Regions from separate parts of the Homo sapiens genome. Here region 1 is linked to region 2. A link is a loop called in an ENCODE intact Hi-C map of the cell type or tissue named here. Cell type or tissue: PC-9. All regions are shown on one strand. Region 1 overlaps CAV2-DT (CAV2 divergent transcript). Region 2 has its middle 140 kb from the start of CAV2-DT.

Evidence for each region. Peaks named below come from ENCODE experiments on the same cell type or tissue, not always from the same donor. Only the 100,000 strongest peaks of a DNase experiment are listed, where the experiment ranks them.
Region 1: a loop joins it to region 2, with 7 times the contacts of the local background. A loop is called at or near these places in 2 of 110 quality-filtered maps.

Annotation. Positions count from the first base shown.
Region 1 is chr7:116,457,462-116,465,461 of GRCh38, reverse strand. The region is part of intron 1 of CAV2-DT (CAV2 divergent transcript); the gene reads left to right. Among named protein-coding and RNA genes, the nearest start is that of CAV2-DT, 38 kb to the left of the region's middle. In PC-9, no CTCF peak of the experiment used is centred here; no DNase peak of the experiment used is centred here; H3K27ac peaks cover 607 bases.
Region 2 is chr7:116,351,462-116,359,461 of GRCh38, reverse strand. No RefSeq gene overlaps it. Among named protein-coding and RNA genes, the nearest start is that of CAV2-DT, 140 kb to the left of the region's middle. RefSeq lists an enhancer at 2,407-5,853. In PC-9, no CTCF peak of the experiment used is centred here; a DNase peak (open chromatin) is centred at 4,421; H3K4me3 peaks cover 1,841 bases; H3K27ac peaks cover 5,569 bases.

The sequences.
Region 1 (8,000 bases), 110 kb before region 2:
AATCTTCATTTTCGGATAATGCTTAAGGCAGTATTAAGCAGAGGGCCAACTGCTTGAATTCAAAATTGAAGGGGAGTGAGAATTAAATTGTTCTGCATGAGAAATGCTGAGAGATACAGAAAGGAGTGAAAAAAAAGAGACCAGCAGAGAGATGGAGTGGTTGCTGGGAGAAATGAGTGGAGAGAGAGGGAAGATAGGTGATTGGGGGAGGAGAAGGGGGTTTGAGACTGTGAGAGGAACTAGCTGCTGAGAGTCCGAAGAGCCTGGGAAGAGGTAAGTCTAATGAGTAACATTTGAGTGAAGTGCTGGGCAATTCTGTGTCTCTTTATAAAATATTCCCTAAATGTACATTGGAATATAAAGTTTTTAAACATGTCAGGTTGGTTTGTGAAGCAGTGAAGAAGAGGACATGAAGAAAAGCTGTGTTATATAAGTAAAAATAATGCATAAATCTAGAAGTCTCCACAGTGTTCCCAGTTTTAATGAGGATGAAGAGCTATTTAAAATACTTAAAATATCTATAATGACATGAGGTGTTGTCATACATGCCATACTCTCTGATTCCTTGATTTGTTTAGCAAATGATTTAGAAAGACTAGCACATGATAACATAACTTTGGGGTTCAATATGAGTGAGTATGGAACATGACAAGTAATTATGAATCATTAATATGGAAATTTCTTCAACATCATTTAAGGGGCAGCATATTTTATAGCTCCTACTCTAGCAGGAATTATGCTTATTAAATGAGAAAATGAGATTGAATTTACAGAAGTGTCCATAGAACATGAACATGACTCAGAACTATTCTGTTGTATGAATATGCCATCATTTGTTTATCCATTCAAATATTGATATAACTTACTGAATAACGTGGGTTATTTCCAGTTTTGGGTTATGATGAATATAATTCCTATGAATCCTTACGTACAAATCCTTTTGCAGATACATGTTTTCATTTTTCTTGCGTAAAACAGGGGAAAGAATTGTTAGGTTATATGATGAATAGATGTTTAACTTCACATGAAAATGAAGAAAAGGCCAGGCATGGTGGCTCACGCCTGTAATCCCAGAACTTTGGGAGGCCAAGGCAAGAGGATCACTTCAGCTCAGGAGTTTTAGACCAGCCTGAGCAACATAGAGAGACCTCGTCTCTACAAAAAAAAAAAAAAAAAAAAAAGTAGCTGGGTATGGTGGCATGCACCTGTAGTCCCTGCTACTCAGGGAGGCTGAGGCGGGAGGATTGTTTGAGCTGGGTAGGTCAAGTTTGTGGTGAGATATGACATGTCATTGGACTCCAGCCTGGGCAACAGAGCAAGATCCTGTCTCAAACAAACAAACACACAAACAAAAAAAAACCAAAGAAAATACAAAACTGTTTTCCAGGTATTTGTACCATTTTACACTTTCAGCAACAGTGCACGAAAGTTTCAGTTGCTCCACATTCTTACCAGCATTTGGCATTGTAAGTATTTTTCATTTTGGCCATTCTCGTGGATGTGTAGTGGTATTTCACTGTGGTTTTAATTTGCATTTTTGATATGGTTTGGCTCTGTGTCCCCACACAAATCTCATCTCTAATTGTAATCACCACTTATTGAGAGAGGGACTTGGTGGGAGGTGACTGGATCAGGGAATGGTTTCCCCCATGCTGTTCTCATGATAGTGAGTAAATTCTCATGAGAGCTGATGGTTGAAAAAAGTGGCACTTCCTCCTTCAAGCATGCTCTCTCTCTTCCCACCTTGTGAGGAAGGTGCCTGCTTCTCCTTCACCTTCCGCCATGATTACAAGTTTCCCTAGGCCTCCCCAGCCATGTGGAACTGTGAGTCAATTAAAACTCTTTCCTTTATAAATCACCCAGTCTCAGCTAATATCTTTATAGCAGTGTGAGAATGGACTAATGTAATTTTCCTTATGATTAATGATGAACATCTTTTTATGTCCTTATTGGTGATTCATAAACTTTTTTTGTGTGTGAAATATCTGCTTAGTACTTGTCCTCTTTTTTTTTTAAAGTGGGTTGTTCATCTTCTAATCAAAACTTTAAAGTTCTAAATAAAATCTTGACACATGTATCTTGTCTGATATATATATGTATTGTGACTATTTTCTTCTAGTCTGTGGCTTGCCATTTCGTTTTCTTAATAATGTCTTCCAGAGAGCTTATGTTTCAAATTTTGTCCAACTTACCAATTTTCATTGATGGTGTATGCCTTTTGCATTTTTGCTAAAACGTCTTTGTCTACCCCAAAGTCCTGAATATTTTCTTATATATTTTCTTCTAAAAGTTTTTTTTTTTTTTTAGTTTTGGCTTTTACGTTTAAGTTTACAGTCTATTTCAAGGTAATTATTATTCATGGTGTAAGGTTCATGTTTTTCCATGGGCATATGCAGTTAATTTAGCACCATTTGTTAAAAAGAATTTTCTTTCCCATTGAGCTACCTTGCTGACTTTATTAAAAATAATTGCACATCTATGCGTGAGTCTCTTTCTGGGCACTCTTTTCTGTTCCATTAATTTATACATATATTCTTACTTCACTATCTCAAGTAATGTAGCTTTAACTCCTGAAATCTGGTTACATAAGTACTTCAACTTTGTTCTTTTTCAAAATTGTTTCAACTATTTACATTCTTTGTACACGCATGTACAAATATATGTATGTTTTTCACAAATATATAGTAATCTAAGATGTGTGTGTGTGTGTGTGTGTGTGTGTGAGAAAGAGAGAGAGAGAATCACCTTGTCAGTTTCTAAAAAAAAAGATCTATGGAATTCTTAACTGCAATTGTGTTGAATCTGTAGATCAATTTATGGAGAATGGGCATCTTAATAACATGGAGTCTTCCAACCAAGACACATGGTACATCTCCCCGTTTATTTTGACCTTTAATTTTTTTCAGCAGTGTTTTGCAGTTTGAAAGATCCAGCACATATTTTGTTAAATTTGTTTCTAAATGTTTTATGGTTTTGATGCTATTATACATGATAATTTAAAAATTTTAATTTTCCAATTATTTGCTTTGAATATGTAGAAATACAATTTATTTTTGTTAATTGACCTTGAATTAAAAGAACCTGATAAATTTACTCTTTACCTCTAGAGTTGTGTTGATTCCTTAGGATATTCTACATACACAAGCACAACATTGGCAAATAGCAACAGTTCTACTCCCTTCTCTACAATCTGTCTATATTTTATTTGTTTTTCTTGCCTTATGGTACTTTCAGTACTATGCTAATAGGAGTAATGTGAGTGAATGCATTTGTCTTATTCTTGATCCCAAGGGGAAGTGTTCAGTATTTCACTATTAACTACAATGTTAGCTGTGGGTTTTCATTAGAGGTACCTTATTAAATTGAGAACATTCCCTTCTATTCCTAGTTTTCTGAGAGTTTGGGCCCAGTGTTTAATTTTTTTAAGTGATTTTTCTTCACCTATTGAAATAATAATATGATTTTCTTCTTTATTCTGTTACTGTGGTTAATTATATCAATTGATTTTAAAATTTTGAGTCAGTCTTGCATCCCTGAGATAAATTCCACTTGGTCATAATGTAATATCTTTATTACATTTTGCTGGATTTGACTGGCTAATATTTGTTGAAAATTCTTGCTTCTCTATTCATGAGAGGTGTCATTCTGTTAATTTTGAGATTTCACAGTTTATTTCCTGCAGAATCTTCTGTCTTATTCTGCATAATCCATATGCTAATCTAGACCAGAATTTTTACTTTCTGTTTTAACTTGTAATTTCTGTGCATCCTATGCTTCCCCCCTAGTGTTTAATGCTGGATGTTGCTTTTTTCAAAAAGTTGATTTTATCTTTTCTTATTACCAGTTGCAGAAAGTTCACAATCTCTATTAATGTATTTGCTCAAAGTTTACATTGAGAATTAAGATTTTCATTCTAAGAACTTCAACCTCTTCCTTATATGTTTGAGCCAGAATTTCTTAAGATGTATTATACATAATAACTTTCATATCTGATACGAGATATTTTCACTTGGTTTGTTACATAATTACTTAAATGTTTCCCTCCTTTTCCTCAGATCTGATTATCTTTTTTTCCCAGTATTTTCTGTTATTGGAAACTCCATACATTTTATTACCCAAATCAGAAAAATGTGGTTCTCTCTGTCACTCTCTATTTTGGATCTGTAACTAAATCTTGCCAATTCTATACCTTAAAAATCTCTCAAATCCATCTCCTTTCTTCTCTCTGTCATTGGATTCATATGCACAACATTTTTCTTCTGGATTTCTGAAATCATATTCTGACTGATTGCATTTCTACTTTTCTTTTCTTTTCTTTTCTTTTTTGTGAGCAACATGGCTGTTTATTTCACCTGGGTGCAGGTGGGCTGAGTCCGAAAAGAGAGTCAGGGAAGGGAGATAGGGGTGGGGCCGTTTTATAGGATTTGGGAAGGCAATAGAAAATTACAGTCAAAGGGGGTTGTTCTCTGGTGGGCAGGGGTGGGGGGGTCACAAGGTGCTCAGTGGGGGAGCTTCTGAGCCAGGAGAAGGAAATTCACAGGGTTAATCACTCAGTTAAGGTGGGGCAGGAACAAATCACAATGGTGGAATGTCATCAGTTAAGGCGGGGCAGGGCCTTTTTACTTCTTTTGTGATTCTTCAGTTACTTCAGGCCATCTGGGCATATACGTGCAAGTCACAGGGGATGCGATGGCTTAGCTTGGGCTCAGAGGCCTGACATTCCTGCCTTCTTATATTAATAAGAAAAATAAAACAAAATAGTGTTGAAGTCTTGGGGTGGCGAAAATTTTTGGGGGGTGGTATGGAGAGAGAATGGGCGATGTTTCTCAGGGCTGCTTCAAGCGGGATTAGGGGCAGCGTGGGAACCTAAAGTGGGAGAGATTAAGCTGAAGGAAGATTTTGTGGTAAGGGGTGATATTGTGGGGTTGTTAGAAGAAACATTTGTCGTGTAGAATTATTGGTGATGGCCTGGATACAGTTTTGTATGAATTGAAAAACTAAATGGAAAAGATCTAAGAATTGGGAGGACCTAGGACATCTGATTAGAGTGCCTAAGGAGATTCAGCATAGTCCTGCCAGCAAAGATTATTTATTTACTTCAGGAGTTAAGAGTGGCAGTTTGGGGATAGCACGAGGAGATATCAGCTGTAATGGCTTGGAGAAACAGTGTAAACTGGCAGTGTAAACAAGAGCAGGGCATGCATGAGTAGTTGAGAACGGAGAATAGGAGTATGACCAGACAGAAAATAGTAGGGATGACAAGTTTTTTGGGGCACAGTCTAAGTTGGTCTGGTGTCTGGAATGAGACTGGGGCCTAATAAAAAGGAGCGTATACACAGGAGCTTAAATGGGCTGTACCTTGTAGGATTCTGAGGACAGGTCTGACTTCTGAGAAGGGAAAGTGGTAAAAGTATTGTCCAGTCCTTTTTAAGTTGGTGGCTGAGCTTGGTGAGGTGTGTTTTTAATAGACCATTAGTCTGTCACTGAATACCAAGAGCCTGAAAAAATGCTTGGCTGATTTGACTAATAAAGGCTGGTCTGTTATCAGACTCTATAGAGGTGGGAAGGCTAAACTGAGGAATTATGTCTGACAGAGGGGAAGAAATGACTGTGGTGGCCTTCTCAGACCCTGTAGGAAAGGCCTCTACTTATCTAGTGAAAGTGTCTACTTAGACTAAGAGGTATTTTAGTTTTTGTGACTCAGGGCATGTTGAGTAAAGCTAATTTGCCAGTCCTGGGCTGAGGCAAATCCTCGAGCTTGATGTGTAGGGAAGGGAGGGGGCCTGAATAATCCTTGAGGAGTAGTAGAATAGCAGATAGAACAGCAGATGGAACACTGAAAAGTTATTTCCTTGAGGATAGATTTCTACGATGGAAAGAAAATGAGAGGTTTTAAGAGGTGGGCTAGTGGCTTGTACTATAGTATAGCCTGCCTTCGCTGGTGTGTGGCGATTAGGCCTGGTGGAACTGCCATCAATAAATCAAGGGTGATCAGGGTGAGGAACAGGAAAGAAGGAAATATGGGGAAATGGGGTGAATGTCAGGTGGATCAGAGAGATACAGTCATGGAGGTCAGATGTGGTATCAGGAATAATGCGGGAGGCCAGATTGAAGTCCGGGCCAGGAACAATGGTAATTTTGGGACTTAACAAAGAGTGAGTACAGCTGAAGGAGCCGGGGAGCAGAAAGTATATGCATCAGGTATGAGGAAGAAAATAGATTTTGGAAGTTATGAGAAATGTAGAGAGTGAGTTGAGCATAGTTTTGTGATTTTTAGGGCCTCTAAAAATACTAAAGCAGCTGCAGCCACTGCACGCAGACATGAGGGCTAGGCTAAAACAGTAAGGTCAAGTTGTTTGGACAGAAAGGCTACAGGGTGCGGTCCTGGCTCTTGTGTAAGAATTCTGACCGCACTAACCATGCCTAGGAAGGAAAGGAGTTGTTGTTCTGTAAGGGATTGAGGTTTGGGAGATTAATCGGACATGATCAGCAGGGAGAGCACGTGTGTTTTTATGAGAATTATGCTGAGATAGGTAACAGATGAGGATGAAATTTTGGCTTGACTGAAGTAATGGGGGCTGTCTGTGAAGCCTTGCAGCAGTACAGCCGAGGTAATTTGCTGAGCCTAATGGGTGTCAGGGTCAGTCTAAGTGAAAGCAAAGAGAGGCTGGGATGAAGGGTGCAAAGGAATAGTAAAAAAAAAGCATATTTGAGATCCAGAACAGAATAATGGGTAGTAGAGGGAGGTATTGAGGATGGGAGAGTATATGGGTTTGGCACCATGGGGTGGATAGGCAAAACAATTTGGTTGATAAGGCGCAGATTCTGAACTAACTTGTAAGCCTTGTCTGGTTTTAGGACAGGTGAAATGGGGGAATGGTAAGGAGAGTTTATAGGCTTTAAAAGGCCATGCTATAGCAGGCGAGTGATAACAGGCTTTAATCCTTTTAAAGCCTGCTGTGGGATGGGATCTTGACATTGAGCAGGGTAAGGGTGATTAGGTTTTAATGAGATGGTAAGGGGTGCATGATCGGTCGCCAAGGAGGGAGTAGAGGTATCTTATACTTGTGTGTTAAGGTGGGGGGATACAAGAGGAGGACGCAAAGGAGGCTTTGGATTGGGGAGAAGGGCAGCAATGAGATATAGCTATAGTCCAGGAATAGTCAGGGAAGCAGATAATTTAGTTAAAGTGTCTCAGCCTAATAAGGGAACTGGGCAGGTGGGGATAACTAAAAAGGAGTGCTTAAAAGAGTATTGTCTAAGTTGGCACCAGAGTTGGGGAGTTTTAAGAGGTTTAGAAGCCTGGCCGTCAATACCCACAACAGTTATGGAGGCAAGGGAAACAGGCCATTGAAAAGAAGGTAATATGGAGTGGGTAGCCTCCGTATTGATTTAGAAGGGGTATTGATTTAGAAGGGGACGGGCTTACTTTCCACTGTGAGAGTTACCTAAAGCTCGGCGTCCGTGATGGGTTAGGGGGCTTCCGAGGCGATTGGGCAGTGTCAGTCTTCAGCCACTAAGCCAAGAAGATCTGGGAAGGAGTCAGTCAGAGAGCCTTGGGCCAGAGTTCCAGGGGCTCTGGGAGTGGCTGCCAGGTGAGTTGAACAGTTCGATTTTCAGTGGGGTCTCACACAGATGGGACGCGGCTTAGGAGGAATCCTGGGCTGCGGGCATTCCTTGGCCCAGTGGCCAGATTTCCGGCACGTGTAGCAAGCTCCTGGGGGAGGAGGTTCTGGAGGAACGCCTGGCTGCTGCAGTTCAGGTGTTTGGAAGTTCTTGTGTGCTGGAGATGTGGCTGGGGTTTGTCTCACAGTGGAGGCAAGGAATTGCAACTTTTTTCTATTATTGTACACCTTGAAGTTGAGGTTAATTAAGCCCTGTTGTGGGGTTTGAGGGCCAGATTCTAATTTTTGGAGTTTTATTTAATATCTGGAGCAGATTGGGTAATAAAATGTATATTGAGAATAAGATGGCCTTTTGACCTTTTAGGGTCTAGGGCT
Region 2 (8,000 bases):
TTCAAGTGATTCTCCTGTTTCAGCCTCCCAAGTAGCTGGAATTACAGGCGTCTGCCACCACACCCGGCTAATTTTTGTATTTTTAGTAGAGATGGGGTTTTGCCATGTTGGCCAGGCTGGTCTCAAACTCCTGACCTCAGGCGATCCACCCGTCTTGGCCTCCAAAAGTGCTGGGATTTACAGGTGTGAGCCACTGTAACCAGCCCCTAAGACTCAAATAAAAACAGGTTGTCACAGCATAGCAGAATCATATGTAATGTATGTGTCCCATATATGTATAGATACACTGTATTCATTTATTTTTTACCTCATTGCTTTTGGGTATTTTTTTCTTAAGCACCCTTTCCTTTCTTTTTAATAAAAGTTGTGTAGATTGAGCCCGGGTGCAGTGGCTCATGCCTGTAATCCCAGCACTTTGGGAGGCCGAGGCGGGCAGATCACGAGGTCAGAAAGATGGAGACCATCCTGGCTAACATGGTGAAACCCCGTCTCTATTAAAAATACAAAAAAATAAGAAATAAAAAATTAGCCGGGTGTGGTGGCAGGTGCCTTCAGTCCCAGCTACTCGGGAGGCTGAGGCAGGAGAATGGCGTGAACCCCAGAGGCGGAGCTTGCAGTGAGCCGAGACAGCGCCACTGCACTCCAGCCTGGGTAACAGAGCGAGCCTCCGTCTCAAAAATTAAAATAAAAAAAGTTGTGTAGATTTAACGTGTACAATATGCTGTTTTGATGTAACTATCCATAGTGAAATAATTAACACAGCAAAGCAAATTAACATATTCTTCCCCTTACATAGTTGCCACCTTTTGTAACTATGTGTGTATGGCAAAAGCACCTGAAATTTACTTTCTTTAGTCATGCGTGATGAATTAGTCTAGCGATCTAATGGATTGACTCTTTTACTGTGTGAGAGTAGAGTCATGTGGTTCTTATTGTTTAACTAAAATAATTTTTTGTTGTTAAAGAGGAATATTCAGGAAAGGTCAGGTCTGGTGGCTCAAGCTCTTCCTCACATGATAGAGAACTACTTTGAGGAGGCTGTGGGAATCACATGTCTGTTGCTAACTTGAGTTCAGCCTTCTCTGTACTTACTTATTCTCTTGACCTTGGGCTGTGCTGTCAATTTTTTCTTTTCTGAGGGTTTTTTGAAATGAACATAAAAGGAAATCCTTTCAAGACTGTTCAGATCCTTGCTATGCAAAAATTGCATTTGAAAGAGGTCTTAGATATGATCTAATGCAATTCCCAAACTTTATGTGGAATTCTGATTTCTGAGATGGCCAAGACACTTTATTTTTATTTTCAAGACAGGGTCTCGCTCTGTTGCCCAGGCTGGAATGTATGGAGTGATCACAGCTCACTGAAGCCTGGACCTCCCACTTCAGTTTCCCGAGAAGCTGGGACTACAGGCATGCCTGGCTAATTTTTTGTGTTTTTTGTAGAAATAGTGTTTTGTCATGTTGCCCAGTCTGGTCTCAAACTCCTGGGCACAAGCAATCTGCCTGCCTCAGCCTCCCAAAGTTCTGGGATTATAAGCATGAACCATTGTGCCTGGCCAACCAGGACAGTTTAATGGGAATTTCATATTTCTCATCCGTGAGTCATATCCTTTTACCCAGAAACTGGGAAAACATCCCCACTGAAAACCCAAATAGATGGTACTACTTTCTCAATTTTTACATCAACAAAACAAGGTAATTTCATTCAAAGGAATTATAGTTAATATTATGTATTTTTCAGCAAATTAATTCTGTGATGCCATTTGATGACCTACAAAAAATGTGTCCCAGTGTTACTTCACTGTTCTATATTAGGGCCCTTTTATACACAAACTCTGTGGTATTCCTTTCCACTAACTGCCCAGCACTGGCCTGGTTAGTTCATCTCCATTTGGCAAATCACTATTTGGGGGTAGTTGGTCATGTTAGTGTGTTTAAGCCATGTCACATTATTCTGTCAGTCAGGTCCTATGTGTCCCAAGAGCCCTTCAAGAAACTCACTGGTCTCTTTAGATCCTAGCAAGGAAAGACTAGAAATGTCTCCTTCCAATTTGGTGATTGTACTTCTTATAGAATGGACTGGTTTGGCAATAAGGTACCAAATACTGCTACTCAGAGCTTATCTGATTTGCATGCAGCTAAACTGCCTCTGTGTATTCAGCTGCATGTCCCTATAGAAAAATCACCTTACTATTTTTAGAACTCCACTGTCCATTGTCCTATTCTGGAATAGACAGTAGCTCTGACTATAAGTTAAAATGGGCTACATTAAACCCTGCCAGGCCTTGCATTTCTCTCATTTGGTCCTTCACTGACAAATTCACATAGTGCAAAGGTCATGGGCAAGCTATAACTCTTCTCTGGAGCTCCAAGCTGGCTGCCCCTGGGGATTTATGTTCCACTCTCCTAACTGGGCTTACCAAGCCATAAATTCCTGATTAAAGCACAGACCGCTTGAGAGACAGGGAGGTTGGAAGAGTATCGATGCTCAGGTCTCCAGTCACCCACATATTTGTATGAGAGCCTTGGACTCCTGGACCCAAAGCCAGTGTAATTACTTTATAACTTAAAAATCATGGTTTTCAATTTTAAAAATTCATGTAAAAATGGAAGTCACTGTGCTGGAAATGAGTCTTTCCTTTCTGAGTTCTGTAATGCTATGTTATCTTTATATGTTTACAATAGAAGGAAATGGTCCTACTGGCTGCCAGTGAGTGAGGTAGCAGAGTAGAGCTGCATTCTAAAATCAGAACTAATATTCAGCACCAGCTTCTATGGTCTTGTGTTTTGATGTGCTGGCTATTGGGCCTACAGAAATGCACCTTCTGTTTATGCTTCCAAGTGTTCCTTTTATCTCTAGATAAAAGTGTACAGGGGAAGTTGCCAAAATTAGTCTACCTTTTGGACCCAGGCCATAGTTAAACTTAGATATAAAACAGATCAAAGAGTTCCATTCTGATCCAAATAGCTGCAGCCCAGCAGCATGGCTGGTGGCAGTATGAAGTGGCTGAACACCTTCTGATTTGGAACATCTGAGCAATACTTTCTGGGCTGCAAGGCACAAAAAGAGGCAGCATGCATGTCTGCTTTTGAAATGACTGTCCGCCTTCCAGGATTTGACAGAGGAGCACTTGTTTAGACTTTGGTGTCTAATCCAGTGGGAAGCTCCCAGGTATTCCTAAAGGCTGCCGCAGGGGGTCTCTATGAAGGGGGGTACTCTCCTCTCCTCAATACACACAGGGTTAATTTTGTTCACAGTCCTTCCATGCTTCCTTTAGGTGAAGCCAAACTGTCGAGGTTTCTTCTTTACCAGGTGGCAGCAATTCCCCACCCGACTCTTTTTCATTTTGCATTTACGTTCTGATTTTTAGAGTCTTAGACTGATGTCCCCGGGGAGAGTAGGAGCAGACAGAAGATTCTTGGGCTCTGTGAATCAATAGGGTCACCAAATTATTTACTATCCAAACCAGAACACTTCTGTCAGTGAAAGAGGCACTGTTGGTAATTAAATCTGGACAACTAGAGTCAACTGAGACTCTCCTGGCAAACTGCGGTGTATGGCCACCCTCTGCATAGAGAATCGGGTGATTTCTGGCTCTAGAGATGCAAGTCAAGTGCTTCTTTTCCTGTGCGTGATTGGGCATTTTTAGTCGCTCCTCTAAATTATTATAGATGATCATTTTCTGCTCTTGATAGCAAATATAACAATAAGAAAAAATTGGATAATAAATTTTCATATGACTCAAAACACAGCCCCGTTGTTAAATAATATTGCTTCAGAATAGATTTTCTTGCAAAGAAAATGTTCTGTACAAATTCTTTAAAGAAGTCTTTCAAGTGGATTTTTTTTAAATGATGCCACCGCCCACTACTTACAAAGAAAGTCTTGAAGGGGAGCAGCAACCCCTCAGGCCATTTCTATCAAAGAGATGTACAATCAGTACCAGCAACACAAAAATGCTCCTGTAATTGCACCCAAACTATTTTTTGTACCTAACAAATTTTTGTCTTCAAACTGCAGTTGTATGGCTGTGTTTCCGTTCTGTTTGTTTTACCACTTCCCTTTGAAATATTTTGCATCATCCTGGAGATTTTCCCAAGTTGTGGTCTGCTCGCTGGAGGGCTGCGCTCCTCTGATTTGCAGCATGAAGTTGTGTTGCCATGGCAGGGGTTGTTTACCATAGGGGAACACTTAACAGGATGGGCACCTCCCACAGCCATTCCAAACTCCTTTCCTCCTCTTCTCTACTCGCTTAGATATTCTGAGACAGCAGCCCAGATATGGCTTTCTCTAATCGTAAACTACATTCCCGGAGCGTGAACTTGACTTTGCTATGCTTTCGAGATAGGGAAATGTTTGGCTCTGTTTATTCCTCTCAAACTGGGCAGTGTCCTCTTGACTGTTATGACTAATCCACTTGTCATGGCTGGAATCTCCTAACAATTCTTTCCCTCAGGTAAATCACATCGCTCAGACTTGTGAAGCAAAAATGCCACTGAGACCAAAGGGTGACCTTGTGGTGGTCGCAGCCTGTTCACCTGACAGAGGTCTCTGTTGCCCAGGAGGACTTTTTATTTTTCCAATAAAAGGAAAGCTTAGTCAGAACCTGACAAGTCTTGCTCCCTCACATTCCTGCAGAGGAACCAGCCTGGGGAGAGATAAGAGCCGTGGGTTGACACCCTGATTATGCTTACCTTCTTATTTGTTAAATGTGGAAATTGACTTCATCCAATTAATAAGAGCAGGAAACAGTTTTTGTTTTGTCTTTGTAGGAAAACATGAAGTAACAGTTTTATCTCAATTTGTCAGGCATTGCCCAAGAGACTACAGCCATGTGGGCCAGTGGCCAAAAAATTGCTCTAAGGCCCAAGTATTAACACCCAGATATAAAAAGAATGCTAATTGGTTTTCCAGCTGAAAAATAATAAGGGATTTGCTGCCAAAAATGCTGTATGGCCTGAAAACCCCAAGTTTATACAATAGGGCCTGATTACAATCTGGGGGCTCCATTTGTGCTCCTATGAAGAGCTAAACAAAGGGAGGTGTTTCGCTCCTCTGTCTTTGTAGAAAGCTCCGCTCCAGATCTCAGCCTGGTGGAACACCAGGCTTCCCACAGTCTTCCTGCCAAATCCCCAAGTTTTTTCCTGGCTGCCATTCAGGAAAGTACAGCTTCGTCTGTAGGATGGAAAGTTAAAAAGGCCTTGCTTGGATACGCTGAAATATATACAAACACTGCCTGACGTATGGAGTAGGCTGCTGCCGCTGGCATCTTAGTAGAAAGAATGTGAAATTTTTAAAAGTCATTTTGGGTACGTGATTGAGATGTTAGCTGGAAGAAGAAACTTTTTTTGTTTGTTTGTTTTAGAAAAATGAAAATTCAGCATTCCCCTTAATCTTAACAGTTATCTTACCTTAGTTGTCTCATTGGTAAAATGTCAACTAACCTCCAAGATCCCATTTAGTTTGGGCTGTCTGTAACTTGAGGGCCGGGTATAGCGTATGCAGAAAATACAGGCTGTCTACTGAATATCTTTGAAAAGGTCCCTGGAAGTGAGTTGGGATGAAAGTCAAAGTCTGGAGCACTGGCATGGTACAGTCCTAGGCTGGTGTGCTGATGTGTATTGGCTGGGTGCCAGCCTGCCTGTGACTTCACACTACAATTCCAGGTCTGTATCACTTATGGGAATGGGCCTGAATTAAAATGATTGCATAATACTTACAACTCTGTTCTCTTTATTTCCAGCTGATGGTAAATATTATGGCAAATTTCACAGCATTTAATTAATCTTACCCATAATGTTTTTAAGTTGTAGTTAATACTAAAATACACTACCTTTTCACCAATCATGGTCATAGACTATTATCCTAGTCACGTATGTAATTATGCAACTAAGTTAAAGAGTTTTTTTTAAAAAAAGAATTACTTTGAAAAATGAAGTAAAATGTATTCTCAACAGCCAACTTCTGCCAAAATATGCGAAGAATAAAACAGGCCATAAGAATCCATTGATGTGTACAAAATTATTTTTTTGACAGAAACAGGCAAGCAACTATGTTTGTTGCTATCAATGCTTTTCTCTTGTTTATTACTTTTTGTTTGTTATTATTAATGTGTTTTCCCTTAAAGTAGTGAGGCAACATGGAACGTATGTAAGAGTTTATGGGCAGGGAGCAGTGGCTCACACCTGTAATTCCAGCACTTTGGGAGGCCAAGATGGACAGATCACCTGAGGTCAGGAGTTCGAGACTAGCCTGGAAAATATGGTGAAACACCATTACTCCTGAAAATACAAAATTTAGCTGGGCGTGGTGTCGGGCGCCTGTAATCCCAGCTACTTAGGAGGCTGAGGCAGGAGAATTGCTTGAACCCGGGAGGCGGACGCTGCAGTGAGCTGAGATCGCGCCACTGCACTCCAGCCTGGGCGACAAGAGCGCAACTCTGTCTCAAAATTAAAAAAATATATATATATATAAAAGAGTTTAGGAAGCATTTCTTAAAACCTGCTGGGTCTCAGGACTTTTTACCTGTAGGATACGTCAAGAAGTAGAAGGAGCATGGAGCTAGTGTTGCTGAGCTTTCATTAGGTTCACTCCACCAGGTTAAATTAATTTTCTGGCGTCCCACATCCTTCTGTGTAGACTCCAGTCTCCTTGGGCACACTCCTGCCTCTGTGATTTTGTACTACTCTTTCCTTCACCCGGAGTGAGGGAGCTCCCTTCTTTCCATTTTTTGGGATTCAGTTCAATCCCCACATGATTTGTGAAACCTCCTCAGACCACTCCGGCGCCCTTTGGTTTCCCACTTCTCTGAACTCTCATTGCTCTTATCATTTTCGGAAACAAGGTAAACACATGGAGGATTCAAGTGAGAATTGAACTGGAAACCAGAAGGTAAACAGGATACCCTTTTTTATTGCAAAGGGCAGAGACCCACTCAGTTGTCTCAAACTAAGGAGAAGGTATTGTAAACCTACAAAGTCCAAGAAACGGGCCTTTCATGATGTAAACTGGAAACCTCTTAGAAGCCTAGGCAGCTCTCTCAGACTCTCAGGATCATACAGTACCCCTCTGACTCTTTCTTAGGCATGTCTACTTTCATTTTCTTCCCTTTTCTCTCTTCCAAATTTTTAATTTCTTCCAATTTCTTTATCATTTCTGCTTTTATGCTTCAGCTCAACATCCCCCAAATATCTGAATTAGACTTAGGGTCTTTATTCCAAATTTAAAGGGATTGGATCATCTTGCCTTGTGCTGCATATCCAGCCTTCTGTTCAATCAATGTTGTTGGCAGGGTAGTGTGGTACAAACAGCTGCCTAAACCACGCCTACTGCAGCCTGTAGATGGAGGAGCGGATAGCTACTCTAGAAGATGTCCACTGCCTACAGAGTTGTTTATTCACTTTTGGCAAATTCCTTTTTTTTTTTTTTTTTGAGATGGAGTCTCGCTCGCTCTGTCACCCAGGCAGGAGTGCAGTGGCGCGATCTTGGCTCACTGCAAGCTCCGCCTCCCGGGTTCACGCCATTCCCCTGCCTCAGCCTCCCGAGTAGCTGGGACTACAGGCTCCCGCCACCACGCCCGGCTAATTTTTTGTATTTTTAGTAGAGACGGGGTTTCACCGTGTTAGCCAGGATGATCTCCATCTCCTGGCCTCGTGATCCACCCACCTCGACCTCCCAAAGAACTGGGATTACAGGTGTGAGCCACCGAGCCTGGCCAGCAAATTTCTTAAGGGCAAGGAATAGATTTCCCTTTGCTTACTTCTCTCACTGTGTTTGGTGTGGGCCTGTTAGACTGTCCCAGTGATTATCAACCCTGGTTGCACATTAGAATCACCTGGAAAATTTTAGGTGCATTTCGGTGTCTAGCCCTCTCCTTGTCCCACCACAAGGACTGCTGATTTCATTGTTTTGGGGGTATAGCCCGGACATCAAACATCAAGAGCTGGTCTTTCTAGATAGCAGTCCTGTTCCTACTGAGGTCAGGGCCACAGAAAGTGTTA